2 separate regions of the Homo sapiens genome follow, and region 2 is linked to region 1. Evidence: chromatin loops called from intact Hi-C (ENCODE). Cell type or tissue: dorsolateral prefrontal cortex. All regions are shown on one strand. Region 1 has its middle 67 kb from the start of NUP50-DT. Region 2 holds the start of PHF21B (PHD finger protein 21B).

The links. A loop is a pair of places that touch in the nucleus more often than their neighbours do. Peaks named below come from ENCODE experiments on the same cell type or tissue, not always from the same donor. Only the 100,000 strongest peaks of a DNase experiment are listed, where the experiment ranks them.
Region 2: a loop joins it to region 1, with 2.3 times the contacts of the local background. A loop is called at or near these places in 3 of 110 quality-filtered maps.

What each region holds. Positions count from the first base shown.
Region 1 is chr22:45,094,438-45,098,437 of GRCh38, reverse strand. No RefSeq gene overlaps it. Among named protein-coding and RNA genes, the nearest start is that of NUP50-DT, 67 kb to the left of the region's middle. In dorsolateral prefrontal cortex, CTCF peaks have their summits at 1,791 and 1,990 (motif pointing right); a DNase peak (open chromatin) is centred at 1,977.
Region 2 is chr22:45,008,336-45,012,335 of GRCh38, reverse strand. PHF21B (PHD finger protein 21B) reads left to right here and starts at 2,331. Exons shown (of 13, transcript NM_138415.5): 1 at 2,331-2,840; 2 at 3,726-3,791. The coding sequence starts at 2,787. RefSeq lists an enhancer at 3,351-3,952. In dorsolateral prefrontal cortex, no CTCF peak of the experiment used is centred here; DNase peaks (open chromatin) are centred at 1,613, 2,315, 3,360 and 3,756; H3K4me3 peaks cover 2,606 bases; H3K27ac peaks cover 2,035 bases; H3K27me3 peaks cover 1,218 bases.

The DNA of each region.
Region 1 (4,000 bases):
CCAAAGGGCTGGGATTACAGGCGTGAGCCACCACGCCCGGCCAAAATTCACCATTTTAAGCATTTTAAAGTGCACAGTTCAGGGACGTAAGTACATTCACATTGTTGGGCAACCATCACCACCACCCATCTCCAGAGCTTTTTCATCTTTCAGACTGAAACTCTCTACCCACTCCTTCCCCAGCCCCTGGTAAACCTCAATGCTACTTTCTGTCTCTATGAATTTGACTATTCTAGGTACTTCATGTCTTAGTGTGTTTTGTGCTGCTATAACATATAACACAATAGCGTAGATTAGGTAATTTATTAAGAACGTAAATTTGGCCGGGTGTGGTGGCTCACACCTGTAATTCCAGCACTTTGGGAGGCTGAGGCAAGTGGATCACCTGAGGTCAGGAGTTTGAGACCAGCCTGGTCAACATGGTGAAACCCTGTCTCTACTAAAATTACATACACACACACACACACACACACACACACACACACACACACACACACACACAAATTAGCCGGGCATGGTGGCACGAGTAATCCCAGCTACTCAGGAGACTGAGGCAGGAGAATCACTTGAACCTAGGAGGCGAAGGTTGAAGTGAGCCGAGACTGTGCCATTGCATTCCAGCCTGGGCAACAAGAGGGAAAGAACATAAATTTATATCCTCACAGTTATGGAGCCTGGGAAGTCCAAGATCAAGGTGTTGGCATCTGGCTAATGCTTTTCGTATTAGTCCGTTTTCACACTGCTAGTAAAGACATATCCAAGACTGGGTAATTTATACAGGAAAAAGGTTTAATGGACTCACAGTTCCACATGGCTGGGGAGGCCTCACAATCAGGGCGGAAGGCAAGGAGGAGCAAGTCACATCTTACCCGGATGGCAGCAGGCAAAGAGAGAGCTTGTGCAGGGAAACTCGCCCTTATAAAACCATCAGATCTCGTGAGACTTATCCACTGTCACAAGAACAGCATGGGAAAGACCCACCCCATGATTCAATGACCTCCCAGTGGGTCCCTCGACAACACATGGGAATTGTGGGAGCTACAATTCAAGATGATACTTGAGTGGGGACACAGCCAAACCATATCACCTTCTTTCTGTGTTATCTCATGACAGAAGGCAGAAAGGTGAGAGAGAGAGAAAGAGAGAGAGAAGGTGGGGGGAGAGAGAGAGAGAAGGTGGGGGGAGAGAGAGAAAGAACGAGCAAGCTGGACTCATTCTTTTATAAGAAACCCACTCCCACGATAACATTATCCATTCATGAATATCTTCATGAATGTATTTGTGAGGGCAGGGACCTCATGATCTAATCACCTCCCATCAGGCAGCCCCACCTCCCAACACTGCTGCACTGGGGATTAAGTTTCCAACATATACTTTTTGGGAAACACATTGAAACCACAGCACCTGATGTAAGTAAAATCATACAGTATTTGTCGTTTTATGACTGGCTTATTTCACTTAGCATAATGTCCTCTAGGTTCGCCCATGTCAAAGCAAAGGTGAGAATTTCCCTCCTTTTTAGGGCTGGATAATATTCTATTGTGTGGATAGACCTCATTTTGTTTACCCATTCATCTATAGATGGACGCTAGGGTTGCTTCCAGCTTTTGGCTGTTGTGAAGACTGCTGCTCTAAACACGGATGAGCAAATAGCTGTTGGAGTCCCTGCTTTCAATTCTTTGGGGCATTTACCAAAGTGGGATTGCTGGATTACACGGTAATTCTGTGTTTAATTTTTTGAGGAATCACCACACCTAACTCTTTCTCAGTAAAATACTTTAATGTGAATTCCTACCTTTCAAGTCCCACCTCCTTGGTGACAATTCTCTGACCATCTCTATCCCCTGGAACCTCTGATCTGAGGACTCTCCTCCATGTCCTGCTGCCTCCCAGACATCTCCAACGCTCCATTGGTGTGGATTTGTGACAGTTCTGTCCTTTCGGGCTGCGAAAAGCTCTGGTGGCCCCTCTCTCTGTCACTAGATGGCACTGGAGAGTAGTTTGGGTTTGCTTCCTCCTGGAGAAAGCCTTCTTGTTTTCTTCTAGGCTAGGGTGGTGATTCCTCATGCCAGGCTGGGTGGAACTGCTTTTCAGCGATCCCTGCCTGGGGTCACATTTCCTTGAAACTTGGCCATGGCTTGGGTTTCTATGGCTTTGGTTAGGGAAGCCTCCTCTAGCCTCTCTGAAAGGAGTAATGGTACTGGGAAAACATTGGTACGTTGGAAAGAACATTGGATGGGGTGCCACAAGGACCTCCATCTGAATCCTTGTTCCATCGAGAACTCTGTGTGACTTGAACAAGCCAGTTGGACTCTCTCAGCCTCAGTTTCCCTACTTGTAAAACCACTGTGTTGGATGAGTCAACGACTCTCATTTCTGCCAGAGCATGAGACTCCCCGGGGGGGAAAGAATATCAGTGTGGGCTGAATCAGAAGCTCCAGGTGGAGTGCTTTCAAAGCTCCCCAGGTGATTCTCATACAGCGTGGTGGGGAATCCCTGGGTTCAATGGGCCCTGAGATCCCTTCTTGCTGCACAAGGCTCTGTGCCTTCCCAGCTGCGTGACATGGAGCAAGTAACTCCTTTAAGCTCCAGTTTTTTCATCTTATAAAATGGGAATAATAATGGCACCTATCACCGCATGGGGTGTGCGGGTCAGAGGCGAGCTGAGCACTGCATCTCACATGTGCCTGGCACAGCCAGCGCTCAGAGGGCAGTGGGTCTTCCAACTCCTAGATTGGCTCTTCTCGGGACACAGGCGGCAGGGGTGCAGCAAAATCACCTGGAGAGTTTTTGTCAAGACACCTGCCTGAGGATCCACATCCTGAACTTCCAAATCAGGGGAACTCATTCGAATTAGAGGGCCTGGGTAGATCCAGGCTCTGAGTTATTTGAAACAGCACCCAACACCTCAGCACACTGCCTGACTCTCATGAGATGCTCAACACGTTAGGTTACACAGGTCATTTCATTAAGGGAAGCTTCTAGAAGAAAGCGTCCCTAGAGGCCGGGCACGGTGGCTCATGCCTGTAATCCCAGCACTTTGGGAGGCCAAGGTGGGCGGATCACCTGAGGTCAGGAGTTCAAGACGAGCCTGACCAACATGTTGAAACCCCGTCTCTACTAAAAATACCAAAAAATTAGCCAGGCGTGGCGGCAGACACCTATAATCCCAGCTACTTGGGAGGCTGAGGCAGGAGAATCGCTTGAACCCGGGAGGCGGAAGTTGCAGTGAGCTGAGATTGTGCCATTGCACTCCAGCCCGGGCGACAACAGAGAGACTCCGTCTCAAAAGAAAAAAAAAAAAAGAAGAAAAAAAAGAAAGTGTCCCTAGAGCTGAGTTTTGAAGGCCAACAAGGAGTTAGCAAAGCGAAGAAGGGTGGGGAGTTTTCTCACCAGACAGAGGGAATGGTGAGTCAGATGAGAGGCTGGGGCAGAAAGGACTGAGTTTATCCACTCACACGCCTTTCAGACCGCTGACCCTGCACCGGGTTCTGGACAGAGAGCAAGGTGGGTGCGTTCCCTGCCCCTGCAAAGCTTATGTTCCAGAGGAGAAGCTGTGGGACAGGAGACCCAAAACCATATACTGAGAACCCAGAAGTCTGAGCTCTGTCCTGAGAGTTCTGAAGAACCCTGAAGGGTTTAAGACAGGGGCTAGCCAGGGTGACGTGGCATTGCCAGAAGCTCATGGTTCCAGTGGATGTTGGATTGGAGCCATGAGGAGGGGGGGGAAGAGGGAGGAAGGAGATCTGTGGGGAGGTCACCGTGGTCATCTCGGTCATCTGGGGAAGGGTTGCTGGGGCAGTAGTGGCGAATGGAAGGGGCGAGGGGCTCAGTGACTGCACATGTCTGGTGAGGAGGAGGAGGAAGAGCAGGAGGAGGAGGAGGAAAGTGGGAGCGCTGGTTAGAGAGGTCAGAGTTGGGGCCTGCGTGGCGCTGTGGCCGCGGGAGGGCTTGGCGGTCCCTGAGTGCCCCTGGGAAGTGTCAGGGTTGGAGCAGAGGG
Region 2 (4,000 bases), 86 kb after region 1:
TACACCATGCACTTAAACAGTGCTTTAAGATTCCACAGTCGGAGCCACTATCCTCTGGCCAGCATCAGCCTGAGACTGTGTGGACTGAAGATGACCTGAATATCCTCTGTTGATTTAATTACCCTACGTGGCTGATAAAATTACTCTGAATTTTTACCAAGAAGCCAGTGGCATTTACAGAGATTACAGTAGGAATCCTCTTTCTGCACACTTTCTCTCTGGCTCTCCAAGCATGGGTCTCCAGGGCAGTCCACTTTCCTGGGCTGGTGTTCAGCCCAGCAAAAGCACTAAGGAGGGAGGCCACCACCCTGACCCGGGCTAAACCCAGAAGTGGGAGGAGTGGGTACCTATTGGGGCACCCTGAGTCAGCCTCTTTGTTTTGCATTTGAGGAACCTTGCTTCTCCCTGCTTGGGGCAAAACCAAAGGAATCACGACCACTTCAAACACGGGCTAGTTTTGCATCCACATTAACCAGTGTTGGCTTATGGTGTGACTGTGGTCCCAGCTACTTGGGAGGCTGAGGTGGGAGGATTGCTTGAGCAGGTGAGGTGGAGGCAGTGGTGAGCTATGATTTCACCACTGCACATTAGCCTGCACGACAGAATGAGACTCACACAGTAAGTAACTATGCAAAAAACAGAGGGGCATGTATATGATCCTTACCGTAACCCACATATTTAACCTACGTAATTAAATCAACAGAGGTTATTCAGGTCATCTTCGGCCCACACAGATTCAGGCAGATGCTGGCCGGAGGGTAGTGGCTCCTCCTGTTGAGTCTTTTCTGTTTGTTTGTTTGTTTTTTCTGAGACAGAGTCTTGCTCTGTTGCCCAGACTGGAGTGCTGTGGTGCAATCTCGGCTCACTGCAACCTCTGCCTCCTGGGTTGAAGCAACTCTCCTGCCTCAGCCTCCCGAGTAGCTGGGATTACAGGCTTGCGCCACCATGCCTAATTTTTTGTATTTTTAGTCGAGACCATGTTGGGCAGGCTGGTCTCGAACTCCTGACCTCGTGATCTGCCCACTTCGGCCTCCCAAAGTACTGGGATTACAGGTGTGAGCCACCGCCCCCGGCCGGCCTCCTATGGAGTCTTAAAGCGCTGTTTGCAAGTTTCTGTTAACTAATTTGGGTTAAAGTAAGGGTCATCTACATGCCCCTCTGCTTTTTGCATAGTTACTCATATCCTAAGTCTCACTCTGTCGTGCTCTGAAGGCGAGGTGCTGGGTTGTGGGATGAGGGGCCATCTGTGTTTGGGGGTCCCAAACACGTAATTTATTACAAATTCCCTAACAGAGAGCAGAACAACACTGGGGTCCTCACTTGAAAAAAAAAAAAAAAAGAAAAGAAAGAAAAGGGGGAATTCCAATAACTTCTGCCAACAAAAGCAATGTGTGACCTGTTGGCATATGTTGAAAGGGACATTTGCTGATGGTGCTTGCTTGGGTATTTTTTGTGCTGCCGGAGAGGAATCTGAAGTTAAAACGACTTAACAGCTTAAACGTTTACTTTGACATATGATTGCACCCTTTCTCCCCAGCGTGTTTCAAACGTGCCAGTTTGCTGCCAACAGGGCACCCGGCACTCCGACCTGAATGAAGATGGCAGCCCCGAGGTGGTGACAGTGACTCTGGGACATTAACCTCCTGGCTGCGCGGCTGGGGGTTCTGAAACGCGACCTCCGCAGCTGTAATTATAATTGTTTTAGGTCGCATTGACCGGGCCTGTTTACGACTCTTAACAAGAGTCTTAAAATGTCCAGTGACATCTGTTGAGAGTTTAATCGTGTAAAAAAAAATCATTAAAGGAAGAGCCAAGAGATCAATTTTCTTGCTGTTTAAACAACACGGAGGCCATCAGGCGGCGGGGGAATGTGGCGACGCGACTAATTTAATCCCCCAAGTCGCGGCGCTGGTATGGACAGGAGGGGACGGAAGAATTTAAATAAAATATCAGAGGGAGGCGGAGGAGGGGGGAAAGGAGGGAGCCGAGGACCAGGGTGAGGAGAAATGGAAACACGGACTCGCAGCCTCCCAGCGGAAAGTGTCCTGATCCCGGCGTTACACGGCGCAGGGGGTGGGGGCGCCGCGTTCCCCGGGTTGGCCCGGGGACGGAGAGGATGACTCCGCAGTCGTCCTCTCCGAGCGCCCGGCCCGAGCAGTCCCCGGAGCCGGCGACCGTGCGTCCCCGTCCACCGCCACTTTTGTTCTCCGCTCGGGGTGCCGGGCCGCGGCGGGGCGGCAGTGCGCAGGCGCGGGCGGGGCGGGGGCGGGGCGCGGCGGGCTGAGGGTCCCGGCACCGCCCCCCGCCGCCCCGGCCCGCTCCATCCGGGCACTGCCGAATTAGCATCGTGCCGAGGCACAACTTTGCCGAGGCCCAACGAGATCCAGGCGCGCGCGCCGGAGGAAATATAGTCCCTGCCCGCGGGAGGCTCGCGCGGGAGGAGGCGGCGGCGGCGGCGGCTGGGCGGGCGCGCGCGGGGCTGCGCGGGGCTCCCGGCGCCGGGGGGGCCATGCTCCGGGCCGCGCCGGCAGCCCGGGGACCCGGCGCAACTTGCCGGGCAGCCTGAGGAGTTGGGGCAGCCGAGGGCTCGGCGCCGCGGCGCCCGGAAGCCTGTCTTCCCCTTCGCCAGCCCCCTTCCCTTTCGGCCGTGGGGGAGGGGGCTCGTGTCCCCCCCAACCCAGCCCGGAGGCCGCGTCCGCCCGCGCCCGCTCTGGCCCCCGCGGAGCCGCGCAACTTCCCGGGAGCCCGGGCCAAAGTGAGCGCAAAGTGCTGCCCAAGTTGCCGGGATGGAGCTGCAGAGCCGGCCCGAGGCGCTCGCCGTGGAACTCGCGCGCCACCAGGTAGGTGGCCGGGGGCCGGGCCCGGGGCCGGGGAGTGTGTTGCGGGGTGAGGGGGTCGGGGGACCCGAGCCCAGCATCCTCTCTTCCGGGTCTCTGGGTCTTCCAGGCTGGAGCCTGCCCGGGGGCGGGGGGCGAGGGAGTGAGCACACGCGCGGACCCCCTTCTGGGCTCCCCTCCGCCTGCCCCTGGCGCTGTCCTGCACAGTTTGCGGGATCGAGGACGCGTGGGACCCGAGCCTGGAGTCTTCTCTTAAGCGATGTAGGGTCTGCATGACTGGGAGGGTGCCTGGAGGGGGCCCCTTCGTGAGCCGGTCCCGGGGAGGGGAGTGCGAATAGGCCCCCTTCCGGCCTCCCCTCGGGCCCCCGCGCCCCGGGCGAACCTGCCCGGTGTGCAGAAGTAGTTTTGGCGATCGCTGCTGGCGAGCGGCGGCGTGGCGGCCGGAGCCTGAGCGGGGCTCGGCGTGCGCGTGTGTGTGTTGGGGAGATTAGGACGCGACTTGAATATTTATGAGCTTTGCTCGACACGGACTCGCCGTGTTTACTTGGCTCTTTGTTCCTCCCCCCTCCCCCGGCACACACTCACACTCACACTCACTCGCACACGCACCCCGGCCTGCAAACTTGCACGGCTCGGGGCGCGCCGCCGGGTGGCCTCGGCCCCCGCCCCGCCCCGCGAGCTGCCCCGATGAGGCGGCAGCCACAGGTAAGCGGCCCCGCGCGGCACTGCCCGGCCGCCGCGCGTGCAGGACGCGGCCCGGGAAACTTGGGGTGCGCTGCGGCCGGCCCCGCCCGTGGGGCTCCGGGCGGGGGGTGCCGCGGCCCGCGGTGCTGGGGTGCACCTGACCCCGGGTGGCCTGCCTGAGCCCGCTCCTCCGTGTTTCCGCAGAACGGCGACCTCAAGAAGCAGCTCCACGAAAGGCAGCCGCGGATCGCCGCGCTCAGCGACAAACAAGTAAGCGATGGGATCGCGGCCCCCCCTGGGATGGGGCGGGAGGGTGGCTGGGCACTTTGGCGGCGCCCTAAAAAGTGCCAGCCTGGGCGACGCACGCTCAGACTCCCAGAGGGGTCTGTCTCCAGTTCTCAAAGTTCCCCACCCCTCCCCTTTCCTGGAAAGAAAGAGCCGGGTTCTCGGAGGCGGCAGGGAGAGCCGGGCCCTGCGGG